Linked DNA regions of Homo sapiens: region 1 is linked to region 2. Evidence: chromatin loops called from intact Hi-C (ENCODE). Cell type or tissue: heart left ventricle. All regions are shown on one strand. Each heading gives the region's core, and the rest is flanking DNA. Links, peaks and the distances in the headings are about the cores only.

What was found. A loop is a pair of places that touch in the nucleus more often than their neighbours do. Peaks named below come from ENCODE experiments on the same cell type or tissue, not always from the same donor. Only the 100,000 strongest peaks of a DNase experiment are listed, where the experiment ranks them.
Region 1: a loop joins it to region 2, with 3 times the contacts of the local background. A loop is called at or near these places in 79 of 110 quality-filtered maps.

Annotation. Positions count from the first base shown.
Region 1 is chr16:21,708,008-21,716,337 of GRCh38, forward strand. OTOA (otoancorin) reads left to right here. Exons shown (of 29, transcript NM_144672.4): 13 at 1,881-2,096; 14 at 6,978-7,145. Among named protein-coding and RNA genes, the nearest start is that of OTOA, 48 kb to the left of the region's middle. In heart left ventricle, for the core only: CTCF peaks have their summits at 705 (motif pointing left) and 907; a DNase peak (open chromatin) is centred at 588.
Region 2 is chr16:21,659,820-21,668,149 of GRCh38, forward strand. It overlaps OTOA (otoancorin), which reads left to right and starts at 4,149. Exons shown (of 29, transcript NM_144672.4): 1 at 4,149-4,413. In heart left ventricle, for the core only: no CTCF peak of the experiment used is centred there; a DNase peak (open chromatin) is centred at 4,277; H3K4me3 peaks cover 602 bases; H3K27me3 peaks cover 2,228 bases.

The DNA of each region.
Region 1 (8,330 bases), core at 96-8,095, 48 kb after region 2:
ATCTCATTCTCTTAACCTCGTGATCCGCCTGCCATGGCCTCTTAAAGTACTGGGACTACAGGCGTGAGCCACCACGCCCGGTCTGTGCACTTTATTTCTATTATTACATTGTAATATATAATGAAATAACTATAGAACTCACCATAATGTGAAATCAGTGGGAGCTCTGAGCTTGTTTTCCTGCAACTAGACGGTCCCATCTGGGGGTGATGAGAGACAGTGACAGATCATCAGGCATTAGATTCTCATAAAGAGCGCACAGACTAGGTCCCTTGCATGCACAGTGCACAATAGGGTTTGCTCTTAGGAGAATCTAATGCCGCTTCTGATCTGGCAGGAGGCAGAGCTCAGGCGGTAATGCTCACTGGCCTGCTGCTCACCTCCTGCTGTGGCTGGTTCCTAACAGGCCAGGGTCCCGGTGGTCCCCATCTGTGACCCGGAGTCTGGGGATCCCTGGATTTCGGAGCCCCACCCAGTCTCTGATTCAGGAGGTCCGGGAGCAGCCTGGCAATCTGCGTTTCTAACAAGTTCCCAGGTGTTGCAGATGCCGCTGGGTGTGCTCCACACTTTGGGAGCTGCCACTGTAGTCCACCCCTTCGTTTTACAGATGTGGAAACTGATTTCTAGGTAAGGCAGTTGCCGAACTTAGAGAACCCAGGCGCTTTGACAGTTGTTTCTTCTACTTCACTCTGCTGCCCCCCAGTGGCTATTTCAATATTGCCAGAAACCCGTTTTGTGCACCTGCCTGAAATGACTACGTTATTACGTAAATTCGGGTGTTAAAATATGAACCATTCTTGTTTTTTGTTACAGAGCTCATTGTATAGTAGGTGACTTTATCACATTCCTTACCGAAAGCAGCTGTAACGCACACTTTACTATCATTAGGCAGGCATATTGCAATAAAATAATTATTAAAATGATCATAGAAATGTGCAAAGAGGTGCAAGAGATAATTTTAAGAAGAGTAAATTGTGCTTCTGTTCATATTACAACTCTGTAAAAACTATGTAGTGTCTCTATATTTATAAAGGTATAAGAAATCTTGGAAGCATATACACCCAATTGCTAATCATGGTTATTTTTATGTGGTAGGATGTTCAGGAGACTTTTACTTTCTTGTACTGTGAAGAGTTATTTTTGGCTGGATGTGGTGGCTCATGCCTCTAATCCCAGCACTTTGGGAGGCTGAGGCATGTGGATTACATTAGGTCAGGAGTTTGAGACCAGCCTGGCCAACATGGTGAAACCCTGTCTCTACTAAAAATACAAACATTAGTGTGGTGGTGGGTGCCTGTAATCCCAGCTACTCAGAAGACTGAGGCAGGAGAATCGCTTGAACCCGGAAGGTGGAGGTTGCAGTGTTGCAGTGAGCCAAGACCACACCATTATACTCCAGCCTGGGTGACAAGAGCAAAACTCTGTCTTAAGAAAAAAAAAAAAGTTATTTTTACACAGATTATAAATTATCGTGAAAAGGCCCCTGGCTATTTAATGAAAGGAAAACAGCCTGTATATATGGATATAGAGTTCAAGGTCACCAGAGGACAACAGATGCTATAAGAGTGTGGTGTAGTTATAAAAGGAACATTTCTTTCTGACATGGATTAAGGTTGATTTAATAACAAATTAATATTTAAATGAAGTACAAAGGGAATTTTTGGCACATGAAAGCTAAGGCCAGAAGAGGTGTCCTCCGTGTGGTGTCTCACTGTCTGGGCATGGCAGGAGTCCCTTTCCTTCATCGTTTCTGAGCCCAAAAGCTTTGATGGAACAGGGTCAAGGGAGGTGCTGTGGAGTCCTAATAGCCCTGGATATGGTCAGAGGGAGCCACCGCCCTGCTTCCTGTCAACACTCATTCCAGTTTGCTCTCCTTCCAGCTCAAAGCAGAACTCCTGGACATTGCCATGGAGAACCAGACCCTCAATGAGACCCTGGGTTCTTTGTCGGATGCAGTTGTAGGTTTGACCTACAGCCAACTGGAATCCCTCTCCCCCGAGGCTGTGCACGGAGCCATCTCCACCCTCAACCAGGTCTCAGGTTGGGCCAAGAGCCAGGTCATCATCTTGTCTGCCAAATACTTGGCCCATGAGAAGGTCAGCTGGAGTTTTAAACTCTTTTTTATTCCCCTAAGATGACCTAAGTGTATTAGACCTGCCAGGCTGCCATAAAAATATACTGTAGATTGAGTGACGTAAACAACATAAATTTATTTCTCACAGTTCTGGAGACTGGGAAGTCCAACATCGAGGTGTCAGAAAGGTAGGTTTCATTCTGAGGCCTCTTCTCTTGGCCTGTAGGTGGCCGCCATCTTGCTGTGTGCTCACCTGACCACATGAGAGCAAGCTCTCTGGTGTTGCGTCTTACAAGGAAACTAATCCCATTGGATCAGGGCCCCACCTGACCCTCATTATCTCATGACCTCATCTAACCCTTAAAGGCCTCTTAAAGGTCTCACCTCCCAATGCCATCACATTAGGGGTTAGGACTTTGACATATGAATTCTTGGGAGACACAAATATTTAATCCATAACAATCAGTTATACACACACAGCAGGGGGCAACCAATCAGTAAGAAGATGATGCTGAGGAGGACTGCCTGGGTTCAAATCCTTGCTCTGCCATTTACTAGCTGTGTGACACTAGGCAATTTGCTATTTTCACTTTGACTCAGTTTCTCTATTTGTAATATGTGGACAACAATAGCACTTACTGCCGGGCAAGGTGGCTCACACCTGCAATCCCAGCACTTTGGAAGGCTGAGGTGGGAGGATCACCTGACGCCAGGAGTTTGGGACCAGCCTGATCAACATGGTGAAATCCCGTCTCTACTAAAAATACAAAAATTAGCTGGGCGTGGTGGTGCATGCCTGTACTTCCAGCTACTTGGGAGGCTGAGGCAGGAGGATGGCTTGAACCTGGGAGGCAGAGGTTGCAGTGAGCAGAGATTGTGCCACCACACTCCAGCCTGGGCGACAGAGCAAGACTCCATTTCAAAAAAAATTAAACAACAACAACAACAAATCAGTAGCACTTATCCTGTAGCATTGCTGCGAATATTATGTGAGTTGGTACACATGAAGAAGCTAGACCACCAGGTGACACCACAGAGTAGGAGCTCAAGGGGCATTAGCCATCCCTGAGTGGGATCAACGTGTGGGACTCATCCCAGGATTTTCCTGCCTGCTGTTAAGCTGCTATTAGGTTGATGCAAAAAGTAATTGCGGTTTTTGCCATTACTTTGGGATTAGGGATGATGCTATTTTATTCCAATCTTGGGCTGCAGAGAGGGAACTGTCAGGCAGACAGTCCTCTTTGGTGGGGACAGGAGTCTTAATCTGTGTTCTTGCTGCTCCTGGGGTGGAAAATGGACATTCTTTTGGGGACAATTAATGTCCCTGGGTTGGGTCCAGTCCAGAGGGCTCCAAATCTGGGAGACTTGAGTTCTAAGCATTTTGGTGTCATCTAATTTTTTTTTTGATACGGAGTCTTGCCCTTGTCGCCCATGCTGGAATGCAATGGCACAACCTCAGCTCATTGCAACCTCCGCCTCCGGGTTCAAGCAATTCTCCTGCCTCAGCCTTCCGAGTAGCTGGGATTATAGGCACCCACCACCACACCCAGCGAATTTTTGTGTTTTTAGTAGAGACGAGGTTTCGCCATGTTGGCCAGGCTGGTCTCGAACTCCAGACCTTGTAATCCGCCTGCCTCAGCCTCCCAAAGTGCTGGGATTACAGGCATTAGCCACCGTGCCTGGCTTTTGGTGTCCTTCTCGTTTAGTCCACACTCCTGGCCACTTCCCAGGATGCAAACTGGCTCACAAGGATTGGATTAGGACCCATTCCAATCAAATAATAATAACAAACATTTGTTTATTTTTGGCTTCTGGATATTAATTTTAATTACTTTGAAACAACATAATTTACTACCAGATGTTTAACAAGCACCCATTATAATTGCTAAACTGTGAATTTAGTTTTAACTGTGTCTGACCAACTATACAAAACTCATCAATTTTTATTTTGACAAAAGGTAGTAGGCTGGGCATGGTGGCTTATGCCTGTAATCCCAGCACTTTGGGAGGCCAAGATGAATGGATCACTTGAGGCTAGGGGTTTGAGACCAGCTGGACAACATGGTGAAACCCTGTCTCTACTAAAAATAGAAAAATTAGCTGGCCATGATGGTGCACACCCGTAATTTCAGCTACTTGGAAGGCCGAAGCAGAAGAATTACTTGAACCCAGGAGGCAGAGGAGGTTGCAGTGAGCCGAGATCATGCCACTGTACTCCAGACTGGGCTGAGCTACAGAGCAAGACTCTGTCTTAAAAAAAAAAAAGAAAAAAGTAGTAGGAATCCCAAAGAATAAAGGAGAGACTACTCCTTAAAGGTCATGTTTACTAACCTAGCACCGTAATTCTAGTGTTAGTACCTCCCATGCAGCTTGAAGGAGGATATGGGAAGAGGTGAAGATGTTGAAAATGTAAGGGGCCCCATTTTGCTTGTTCTAAAGCAAAATACCACAGTGTCTCACAAGGAAGAAAATCACTAGGCCAGGCACGATGGCTCACGCCTGTAATCCCAGCACTTTGGGAGGCCGAGACAGGCAGATCACGAGGTCAGGAGATCAAGACCATCCTGGCTAACACGGTGAAACCATGTCTCTACTAAAAATAAAAAAAAAAAAATTAGCTGGGCATGGTGGCGGGTGCCTGTAGTCCCAGCTACTCGGGAGGCTGAGGCAGGAGAATGGCGTGAACCTGGGAGGCGGTGCTTGCAGTGAGCCGAGATCGCATCACTGAGGTTGGAAATGAAAACAAAAGCTTTTGATTCAGGTGGTAAAATGAAAACAAAAGCTTTTGATTCAGGCGGTAAAGGGGTTTAAGAGTTATAGAGTAGAATCCATGCATCCAGAAGGCAGTGCTGGAGTCGGCCTCAGGAACTGGGGGGTTTCTTCTTCTTTTTTTGTTTTTTGAGACAGGTTCTCACTATGTTGCCCAGGCTGGAGTGAAGTGATCTGATCTTGGCTCACTTCAGCCTTGACCCCCCAGGCTCAGGTGATCCTCCCACCTCAGCCTCCTGAGTAGCTGGGACCACAGGCACATGCCACTACGCCGGGCTGATTTTTGTATTTTTTTGTAGAGATGGGATTTTGCAATGTTGCCCAGGCAGATCTCAAACTCCTGGGCTCAAGCAATCTACTCGCCTTGGCCTCCCAAAGAGAAGGAGTAGGGAATTTCTTCTTGGCATCCAAGTCTTTTTAAATTTCTTCAAGTTTTTAAAGCTGGGTTTGGTATGTCATGGTTCTGAGCCAGATATATTCCAACCACATTCCCCAAAGTAAATCCAAGTGGGAACTGGAGCAGGATGTCGGTAGAGAGGGCGAGGGAGGGATGAAGGGCAGCTGCAGCTCCGAGGGCTGGTCCTAGCCTGCTTCCTCCATCGCGGGGCCAAGGGAGGGAGGGTGTGGAATAACAAACATTTACTGAACACTTACTATGTGCCAGGTTGTGTTCTAAGTGAATTAATAACTTAATCCAACAATCCTCTGAAGTCAGTAGTGCTGTAGTCTTCATTTTCCAGTTCATTCTTGTGAGGTACAGAGTGTGTAAGGGAACTGGAAAAGGCCACGTGAAAGTTACGCAGCTGGGATTGAACCCAGGGCACCTGGCCTCAGAGCCATCTTGTTTAACTCCTGTGCTCACTGTCTCCATTATGGCACCATGACCAATGCCCACGCACTCCCACTTTCTGACTCAGGTACCAGGCCAGCCCATTCATCTGGTCTCTTCTAGCCTCGTGGTGACTTTATGTTGAAGGCTTTGAATCCTTGTTTCTGGACCTTGACTGGGGCTCCATGGGTCCACCTTGACAGTCCTCTCTGAATTTGATTTTAGGGAGTTGAGGGAGACGGTTTTGTTCCCTCCCAGCCCAGGACAAAGTGGTTTGTCTCTTTCCTAATACCCAACTCTTCCTACTGAGGGGTGAGGCCACTTTTACTCAGAAGGCAAGAGGTCAAAAGGTCTTGCCTTCTTTGAAGACAGCATGAGATCACCCATTATACACAGAATAACTAAAGGAACCCACTCAGCTGTCTTTTCATAGAACCAAAGCATGTCCTTGATTATATGGAAAACTATCTAGCATCTTCACTCTAAAGGAAGGAAAAAAAACCCAAGTATAATTTCTTTCTTTCTTTCTCTTTCTTTCTCTCTCTCTCTTTCTTTCTTTCCTTTCTTTCTTTTTTCTTTCTTTCTTTCTTTCTTTCCTCCTTCCTTTCTTTCTTTTCCTTTCTTCCTTCCTTCCTTCCTTCCTTCCTTCCTTCCTTTCTTTCTTTCTTTCTTTCCTTCTCTCTTTCTTTCTCTCTCTTTCTCTCTTTCTCTCTTTCTTTCTCTTTCTTTCTCTTTCTTTCTTTCCTTTCTTTCTCTCTTTCTTTCTTTCTCTCTCTCTCTCTTCTTTCTTTCTTTCTTTCCTCTCCCTCTCTCTCTCTCTCTTTCTTTCTTTCTTTCTTTCTTTTCTTTCTGACAGAGTTTTGCTCTTGTTGCCCAGTCTGGAGTGCAATGGTACAATCTCAGCTCACTGCAACCTCTGCCTCCTGGGTTCAAGCAATTCTCCTGCCTCAGCCTCCCAAGTAGCTGGGATTACAGGAACCTGCTACCATGCCTGGCTAATTTTTGTATTTTTAGTAGAGATGGGGTTGCACCATGTTGGCCAGGTGGTCTCGAACTCTTGACCTCAGGTGATCCACCCGCCTGGCCTCTCAAAGTGCTGGGATTACAGGCGTGAGCCACCATGCCTGGCCAACTCTCTTTCTTGATAGAAGGAAGGAAGGCCTGTGGAGGCAGCATCTGTCTGGCTCACTGCTGTGCCCCTAAGGTGTCACCCATCCCTATACTTGGCACATAGATGGGCTGAGTGCACGTTGGAGAGGTGAAAGGCGGGAGCAGAGCCTGACTGCGCAGCCGCTCCTCTTCCAGGTGCTGTCTTTCTACAATGTCAGCCAGATGGGCGCACTGCTGGCTGGGGTCAGCACCCAGGCCTTCTGCAGCATGAAACGCAAGGACATCTCGCAGGTCCTGAGAAGTGCCGTCTCCCAGTATGTATCCGACTTGTCACCTGCCCAGCAGCAAGGTATCCTCAGCAAGGTGAGAGGAAGATGTCTGGTGCTCAGCCACATGTCACAGGGGGTATGTTTTTGGGGTTGGTGAGTGGGCTGTGACTTTGGGCCATGAACCCAGGGCTGGGATTGTCTCAGCTGTTGGTGTCTGGGGTGGCTCTGCCTTCTCCTGGTGGCACACCTTCCTTCCTTTCCAGACGGAGCCCTTCAGTCATGCTGTCATTCTTCCCAGACCCCTTTGTTCTGCCAGACAGTCTAATCTGGAAGACTTTTCTTAAATCAGGTTTCCTGATCTTATAACACTTCAGGTTCAAGTTTGTTTTTTTTTTTTGAGACAGTCTTTCTGTGTTGCCCAGGCTGGAGTACAGTGGTATGATCATAGCTCACCACAGTCTCCTGGGCTCAAGCAATCCTCCTGCCTCAACCTCCTGAGTAGCTGGGACCACAGGCATACATCACCATGCCTGGCTAATTTTTTTAACTTTTTGTAGAGACATGGTCTTGCTATGTTGCGCAGGCTAGTCTCAAACTCCTGGCCTCAAGCCACCATGTCTGGCTAATTTATTAATTTTTTGTAGAGATGGAGTATTGCTATGTTGCCCAGGCTGGTCTCCAACTCCTGGCCTCAAATAATCCTTCTGCTTCGGCCTCCCAAAGTGCTGGGATTATAGGTGTGAGCCACTGTGCCTGGCCTAAAATTTGTTTTTCAAATCTAAAAATAAACCCAAAGTCCTAGGGTGCATCTGAAAGCCCTTTTCATGGTCCACAGCCATGTCCGTATTCTGTTTTTTTGTTTGTTTGTTTAGATAGGGTCTTGCTCTATTACCCCAGCCAGCATGCAGTGGCGTGATCTTGGTTCACTGCAGCCTCCACCTCTGGGGCTCAAGGGATCCTCCCACCTCAGCCTCCCAAGTAGCTGGGACTACAGGCCTGTGCTGCTCACTAATTTTTGTTTTTCTAGAGATGGGGTCTTGCCATGTTGCCCAGGCTGGTCTCAAACTCCTGGGCTCAAGTGATCTACCTGCCCCGGCCTCCTACAGTGCTGGGATTACAGGTGTGAGCCACCATGCCTGGCCCCTTTTTTACTTGTCAGGGAGTCTTTTGACATCTTGCTCTATCAGGTCCGTTCTGTCCAATGGCAAAATCTGTTAAGAAACCAAAACTTGGCCAGGTGAGGTGGCTCACGCCTGTAATCGCAGCACTTTGGTAGGCC
Region 2 (8,330 bases), core at 144-8,143:
TCGGTGTAAGGTGGTAGCTTGTGGTTTTGATTTGCATTTCCCTAATGACTAGTGCATCATTTGTTTTTATAATACAACTTGTATGGCATTTGGCTTCATTTACTAGTAAATTGTGCTTTGTAGCTTGCTATCTATATCAGTATCACTGAATTGGACTCAGTATTCAGTGATAACAAAATACTTCTTTTTCACTGTGAAATTGTATACTTTTGGAGAACAGGGAGAATATTATTACATAACCGAACTTAAGAATTCCCTCTGGATTTGGGTCAGTATGCTGTATTCACATGAATTAAATAATATGCTTTTGTTAGAAAGTCACTTTAAAATTACTTTCAATACATGTAAAATGAAAAGTAAGTATTTTTTCTCTCAAGTAAATGCCCATGTAAATTGGGATGTCTTATATACCTGTACTTCTTAAGTTCTGGAAAATAAGAACAGATAGAGTGCCCAAATGCTATTTTCTTATATCCTGTTTAGGATTCAACACAGAACGCTGGTTTTAAACGACTGTGAACTCTCAACACTTTTCCAAATGCTAGAGTTCAAGTGAATACATTGGCAATTCTTTTTTTTTTTTTTTTTTTTTTTGAGTTGGAGCCTTCCTCTGTCGCCCAGGCTGGAGTGCAGTGGTGCAATCTTGGCTCACTGCAACCTCCACCTCCCAGGTTCAAGTGATTCTCCTGCCTCAACCTCTCAAGTAGCTGGGATTATAGGCATGTGCCACTATGCCCTGCTAATTTTTCTATTTTTAGTAGAGATGGGGTTTTGCCATGTTGGTCAGGCTGGTCTCAGACTCTTGACCTCAGGTCATCCACCCGCCTCAGCCTCCCAAAGTGCTGGGATTATAGGTGTGAGCCACCTCGCCCAGCCTCCATCTTGTTTTTATTATTTATAGGGTGGCCATGACTGATCGTAAAGCCCTACTGGTTTTTCCATTATAAGTAACACGTTTGTATTAGTCCTTTCTCACACTGCTATAAAAACACACTTAAGACTGGGTAATTTATAAAGAAAAGAGGTTTAATTGGCTCATGGTTCTGCAGGCTGTATAGGCTTCTGCTTCTAGGGAGGCCTCAGGAAACTTACAATCATGGTGGAAAGTGAAGGGGAAGCCTGCATGTCTTACATGGTGGAAGGAGAACTAAGAGAGAACCAAGGAGAAGGTACCACACACTTTTAAACAACTGAGCACTCACTCACTATCACGAAAGCAGTATTGAGGGGGAAGTCAGCCCCATGATCCAATCACCTCCCACCAGACCCCTCCCCCAACACTGGGATTACAATTCCACACAAGATTTGGGTGGGGACACAAAGCCAAACCATATCAACGTTCATCGCAGAAAAAGTATAAAATGAAAATTAACTTTACTTACCCCATAAACTTGAGAGAACCACTACTGACAGTTTGGTTTATGCCTTCCAGACTTTTTTTTTTCTGTGCATGTATATATACACACATTTATAAATGTTTAAACATTAAAATATGTAAAAATGAAAAGGTCCTTTTATTGTTCTGAGATGAGTCATGTGAGACTCCTAGACACCTATATTCTAAATCAAAAATTGACAAAGGATGGAAGCCATTTCCTGTCATTTAAAGCTTGAGGTTAAGCTTTTTTTTTTTTTTTTTTTTTTTTGAGAAAGAGTCTCACTGTGTCACCCAGGCTGGAGTGGTGGCATGATCTTGGCTCACTGCAAGCTCTGCCTCCCGGGTTCATACCATTCTCCTGCCTCAGCCTTCTGAGTAGCTGGGACTACAGGCGCCCGTCACCACGCCTGGCTAATTTTTTGTATTTTTAGTAGAGACGGGGTTTCACTGTATTAGCCAGATGGTCTCGATCTCCTAACCTTGTGATCTGCCCGTCTCAGCCTCCCAAAGTGCTGGGATTGCAAGCATGAGCCACTGTGCCCGGCTGAGGTTAAGCTTTTTATTTAAAGGATTAAACAAAGACCCTGGGGATAAAAGGATGTTTTTGAGGATGCTGGACATTAGCATTATATAAATTACTATCAGATGGGCAGCAGAATGCTGCAATTGGTCATTTCTGAAGATAATGTTTTAATTGTGCCACTGACAAACTAATGTTAGCGTTGGGCATTTCAATGATTACTTTGAAATATTACGGGTATTAGATGTGTTTCGTTAAATGTGAAGGATTGCAAGGAAACTTCTTGAGTCCACAACTATTTTCATTAGGAAAGATGCAAAACAGTTATGCATAATCCTATCATGCAAAGCTAATATTTTAATGCATTGCCTACCAGATTTTTTTTAATTTTTTTTTTTGAGGCAGAGTCTCATTCTCTTGCCCAGGCTGGAGTGCAGTGGCATGATCTCAGCTCACTGCAGCCTCTGCCTCTCGGGTTCAAGGGATTCTCCTACCTTAGCCTCCTGAGTAGCTGGGATTACAGGACGTGCGCCACCATGCAAGCTCATTTTTGTATTTTTAGTAGAGATGGGGTTTTGCCCTGTTGGCCAGGCTGGTCTCAAACTCTTGACCTCAAGTGATCCACCCACCTCAGCCTCCCAAAGTGTTGGAATTAGAGGTCTGAGCCACCCCACCCAGCCTTGCCTTCTAGTTTTTTGTTTTGTTTTGCTTTGTTTTTGAGATGGAGTCTTGCTCTGTTGTCCAGGTGGGAGGGCAGTGGTGCCATCTCAGATCACTGCAACTGCCACCTCCCCAGCTCATGCAATTCTCCTGCCTCAGCCTCCCAAGTAACAGGGATTACAGGTGCCCACGACCATGCCTGGCTAATTTTTGTAATTTTAGTAGAGACGAGGTTTCACCATGTTGGCCAGGCTGGTCTCAAACTCTTGACCTCAAGTGATCAGCCTGCCTTGGCCTCCCAAAGTGCTGGGATTACAGGTGTGAGGCTCCACACCCAGCCCCTAGCTTCTAGGTTCAATAAAAGTTCAAATACATCTATTTCTTACCATTGGCTTTTTTGTTTTGGATATAAAATTATTTCCTTGTGCTAATTATGTGGTCTTTGTTAAGAACAATTTTAATGACTGTGTAATCCACAGCGTTTATGTATCCATTTATTTAAGCATTTCATTATTGGTGGACATTTAGGATGAATTTTTTTCTACCACTCTGTGTATGTATACATCTATTATAGGTCATACTATTATTTTTATTATGGAAAATTCCAAGTACATAAAAAAGAAAGGTAATAATGAATCCTCCCCAACCAGCCTCAGCAATTATCAACACATGGCCCACCTTGTTTCATCCCTACTCCCACTACTCCTTGGTTCCACTATTGCCAAGCAAATCCCAGATGTCTCATTTCAGTTTTGTAAATATATAACTGTAAAAGATAACCACTCTGAAAAGATAGCCACATTACAATTATTCATTAAGAAACCCGGCAGGGTGCGATGGCTCACGCCTGTAATCCCAGCACTTTGGGAGGCCGAGGCCGGCGGATCACCTGAGGTCAGGAGTTTGAGACCAGCCTAGCCAACATGGAGAAACCCGGCCTCTGCTAAAAATACAAAAAAATAAGCGGGGCGTAGTGATGGGCGCTTGTAATCCTCTTTACTTGGGAGGCTGAAGCGGGAGAATCGCTTGAACCTGGGGGCGGAGGTTCCAGTGAGCCGAGATCGCGCCATTGCACTCCAGCCTGGGCGACAGAGCGAGACTGTCTCAAAAAAAAAGAAAAAAGAAATGAAAGAAACCCAGCCATTAAATATCCAGCGACCACATTGCTCCAATTTTCTTATAATTTTTTTTTTTTTTTTTTTTTTTTTGAGACGGAGTCTTGCTCTGTCGCCCAGGCTGGAGTGCAATGGCACGATCTCGGCTCACTGCAACCTCCCCCTCCCGGGTTCAAGCGATTCTCCTGCCTCAGCCTCCCAAGTAGTTGGGATTACAGGCGCCCGCCACCGCGCCTGGCTAATCTTTGTATTTTTAGTAGAGCCGGGGTTTCGCCCTGTTGGCGAGGCTAGTCTCGAACTCCTGGCCTCAAGTGATCCGCCCGCCTTGGCTTCCCAAAAGTGCTGGGATTACAGGCGTGAGCCACCGTGCCCGTCCTATAACTTCTTTTAACGGTTTGAATTCAGATCTAAATAAAGGTCCCATGTAGCGATTGGTGGATAGCTCTCTAGTGCTCCCCATCCTCGCTTCCTAGCTGCCGCCCCGAAGAGTGGCTGGGGAGCAGGCATTTGTGCGTCTTGCAAGCTTCGACAGATAGGAAGTCCCAGGCGGGGACTGTGACCCCCGCCGCTGCCCTGGCTGAGTTCCCACCTGGGCCGCTGCAGGGAGGAGGTCGCAGAGCTGCCGGCTGGCGCCGCCCCGCCGCTCTCCTGCCTGCCCGCTCCCCGCATGAGCCCCGCGGCCCCGCCCTGCGCCACCCGCCCGCCCGTGGGACTCAGTGCGGCCAAGCCGGGCTCCGCAGGTGAGGCGCGCGCGGGGGCCTGGGCGGAGGACTCACGGGGCAAAGCGCTGGGGGAGCGGGTGGGCGCCCACCGCTGGGCCTCCCTAGGGAAGGGGTGCAGGTGATGGATGGCGTGGGGGACAGACCGAGAGAAAGAGGGTGGGCAAAGTGTGGGTGCAGCGGCTTTAAGGGCTCCTGGGATTGGAGGGCACTTGGAGGGGGGGGACGATGAAACTTCGAGAAAAGGGATCCAAAACTACTTAGTAATATAATAACAGCGATGACAACTGTTGCAATAACTATCACAATGATTATTTGTTATAATAATATAGCAGCAGTAAAAACAATAGCATTAGTAATAATAGCTACGATTCATTGCATTCTTATATGTGCCAGTGCTGGGCTTAGTTCTTTATGTATTTTATGTATAAAGTAATGCCTACCTCATAACAGTTGTGTGGAAGAAATGGAAAAATGCAGGTAAAGGCCGGGGCTCACACCTGTAATCCCAGCACTTTGGGAGGCTGAGGCAGGAGAATCACTTGAGGCCAGGAGTTCGAGACCAGCCTGGCCAAAGTGGTGAAATTCCATCTCTACTAAAAATACAAATATTAGCCAGGTGTGGTGGCGGGCGCCTGTAATCTCAGCTACTCCGGAGGCTGAGGCAGGAGAATCGCATCAATCCGGCAGGTGGAGGTTGCAGTGAGCCGAGATCAGGCCACTGCCCTCCATTCTGGGCGACACAGGGAGACTCTGTCTCATGAATGAATAAATAAATAAATAAATAAATAAATAAATAAATAAACAAATAAAGTTGATAGTTTTTTGCCAGGGAGGTATGAGTGCCATGCCTACTATGCAGAGGAGGAAATGCAAGCCTATAGAGGTTAAGGAATTTGCCCAATAGCACACAGCTGGTTAAGGTTTGGTTCAGGTTAAAGCTGGGGTCTTATCCCTGGGGTGGCACCTGCCACCTGGAGTTTTAGGTTCAGGGCTGCTGAGCTGACACTGGAGAGCAAAGCCAGTGAGCGTTGGAATCATTTAGCTCTGGGTTTGCCACCTGGCTGTGCATGCATAGCTGTGTGACCTTGGGCAGGTCACTTGACCTCTCAGAACCCATTTGCTCATCTGTGAAGTAGAGATAATGGTAATGCTTGCCTCAAAGATTCTACAAGAATTAAGCGAGACAATGTATGTTAGAGAGGCGTGTACTTAGTTCTGTCTCATTAAATGACTGCTGGGATTAAGGTTACTAGGGAGCCCCACAGCCCTGCATCATAACCCCCTCCCTGCCATTCGCTTGCTGTGTGATCGTTCATGTGCACTGAACTCATCTGTGAAACTGAGTACGGTAACCCTTCAAGGCTGGTGGAAAGAGTAAATGGCAGGGAGGAGGGTTTGGTGTGATGCCCGGCTCATAGAGGATGCTCAGTGAGACCAGTTTCTTCCTTTCTTTCCTTCTTTTCCTCATTGAATCCAAAGCCATTTGTTCTCCGGAGACTTAGGAGAGAAGAAGGGGAATAGCTGTGCCTAAAATCTCACTATTAGTGGCAGGGCTGGGACAGGAACTCAAGTCTGGGCATCTCTAGTCCACCAAGCTCCCATCCCCTTGACTGCTTGAATTTTTTTTTTTTCCAGCCAGGGTTTTGCTCTGTCACCCAGGCTGGAATGTAGTGACATGTGATCGCGGCTCACTGTGGCCTCGACCTCCCAGGCTCAGGCAATTCTCCTGCCTCAACCTCCTGAGTAGCTAGGGCTACAAGCATGCACCCAGCTAATTTTTAAATTATTTGTAGAAATGGAGTCTCCCTATGTTGCCCAGGCTGGTTTTGAACTTCTGGACTCAAGTGATCCTCCCACCTTGGCCTCCCAAAGTGCTGGGGTTACAGGAGTGAGCCACAAAGCCTGGGCCTACTGGACTTCTACAACCACTGTGAGCTGGGCCATTCCAACACCAAGCATTTGTAATCAGGCTGGTATTCTATAAGCCAGACACATTTACCTATTTTGGATTAATAGTCATGAAATGGCATTTTTTTTTTTTTTTTTTGGTGGAAAATCTCCCAGCTAGTGTCAGTATGCCTAGAGTTATGTGTTCATGACCCAGAGCTTAAATGGAGCAGCCTTGCAGACAGTGAAACTCCATGTAATTGTGAATTAATGGTTTGTGTCTGGGCTGGGGTGTCCCAGCAGGAGGGGAACCTCCTAGCATCTTTGCAAATTTCACAGAAGATGAAGTGACTCTGATCCATGGGTTGACCAACTCCTCCGGGTTTGCCTGTGACTTTCTGGTTTCAAAATGGAAAGTTTTGAGTCCTGGGAAACCTTTTGGTCCCGGGCAACTGGGAAAGTTGATCACCTTGCACATCCAAACATTCATAGTTTCTCAGGAAATTGTCTTCATTTCAGGTTTGTGGTTATTGTTGCTGTTTTCGAGTAGTTTTCACCACAGGGATCCTTGCCTGACTGATTTCCTCCAGTCTGCAGTGGGGGAATCTTTCAGTGGGGAAGGGGTATGGCCCATAGAGAAAGCTATCGACCTCCAAATCATCATCGCCCTGCCCAGTCCTTTCAGTCCTTTTGACCAATCTGCTAAAAAAGTGACCCAAAGTGCCTTTAATGAAAACCAGATCCTGATGGGCTGCAGTTTCTCGCTGGAAAAAGGACATTATGCACAGCAGAAAGCAAGGCGTCTGTTTCAGTAACCTGAAACCTCTCTGTAGGGTTAATAGAGGGGCCCGAGCAAAGAGCACAAGAAGCCACATTGTCTGGGAAACTGGAGAATTGTGAATGGGGCCAATGTCCCAGGGCAGCTGCCCAAAGGGAAGGGAGAAAAAAGGGTCAAAGGTTCCCCAAAGCCCCAAATGACCCAAACCAGGAAGACTTCTAATTGGAGTTGAGCATTCCAGTTACAGGATGGTGATGGTGGGCCAACACACCTACAAAGTGCTTTGGGATCAGGTTTGCTCAAAACCTGTTAGAATGCAGGGCTTTTGGTGTCTGGGAACTTCAAAAGTTTTACTGTTTTTGTCCTGGGCAGTAAAGTAAGCATAATTGTTTTCAAAGCTGGTTGTGGAGGTCCCCTTGGGGGAAAAATAATCCATTTGCATAACAAGTTAGACAATACGAGGGAAATCTGTATTAAAGAATGCTGGGATGGCGGCTGGGCGCGGTGGCTCACGCCTGTAATCCCAGCACTTTGGGAGGCCGAGGCGGGCAGATCACAAGATCAGGAGATCGAGACCATCCTGGCTAACACGGCGAAACCCTGTCTCTACTAAAAATACAAAAAATTAGCCGGGCGTAGTGGCGGGCGCCTGTAGTCCCAGCTACTTGGGAGGCTGAGGCATGGTAACCCCAGCGTGGGTAACAGAGAGAGACTCTGTCTTAAAAAAAAAAAAACAATTAAATAAATACATAAAATAAAAGAAGGGCTGGCAAGCTTTTTCAGTAAGGGAACATGGAATACATATTTTGAGCTTTGGAGGCCGTGTGGTCCCTGTCCCAAGTACTCAACTCTGCTATGGTAGCAGGAAGCTGCCATGGACAATAGGCCAATGAATGGGCATGGACATGTGCCAATAAAACTTTATTTATAGACACTTAAATTTAAATTTCACACAGGAAATTTTCATATGTCAATAAATATTATTCTTTTGGTTTTAAAAAACTATTTAAACAACCTAAAAAATCATTTTAAGCTCATGAGCCACGCAAAATCAGGTGGCCATTTCCATTTGGTCCGTGGGTGGTACTTTACTAACCCCTCCTTGAAACAATAAGGACTCCTTTAAAAATATAACCACAGTTTCATTATCAAACTTAAAACTATTAACAATAATTCTTTAAAATCTTCAAATATCTAATCAGGGGTTCAAATTTCCTCAATTGTCTCACAATTTTTTGGGTTTTTTTGAGACAGGATCTTGTTCTGTCAC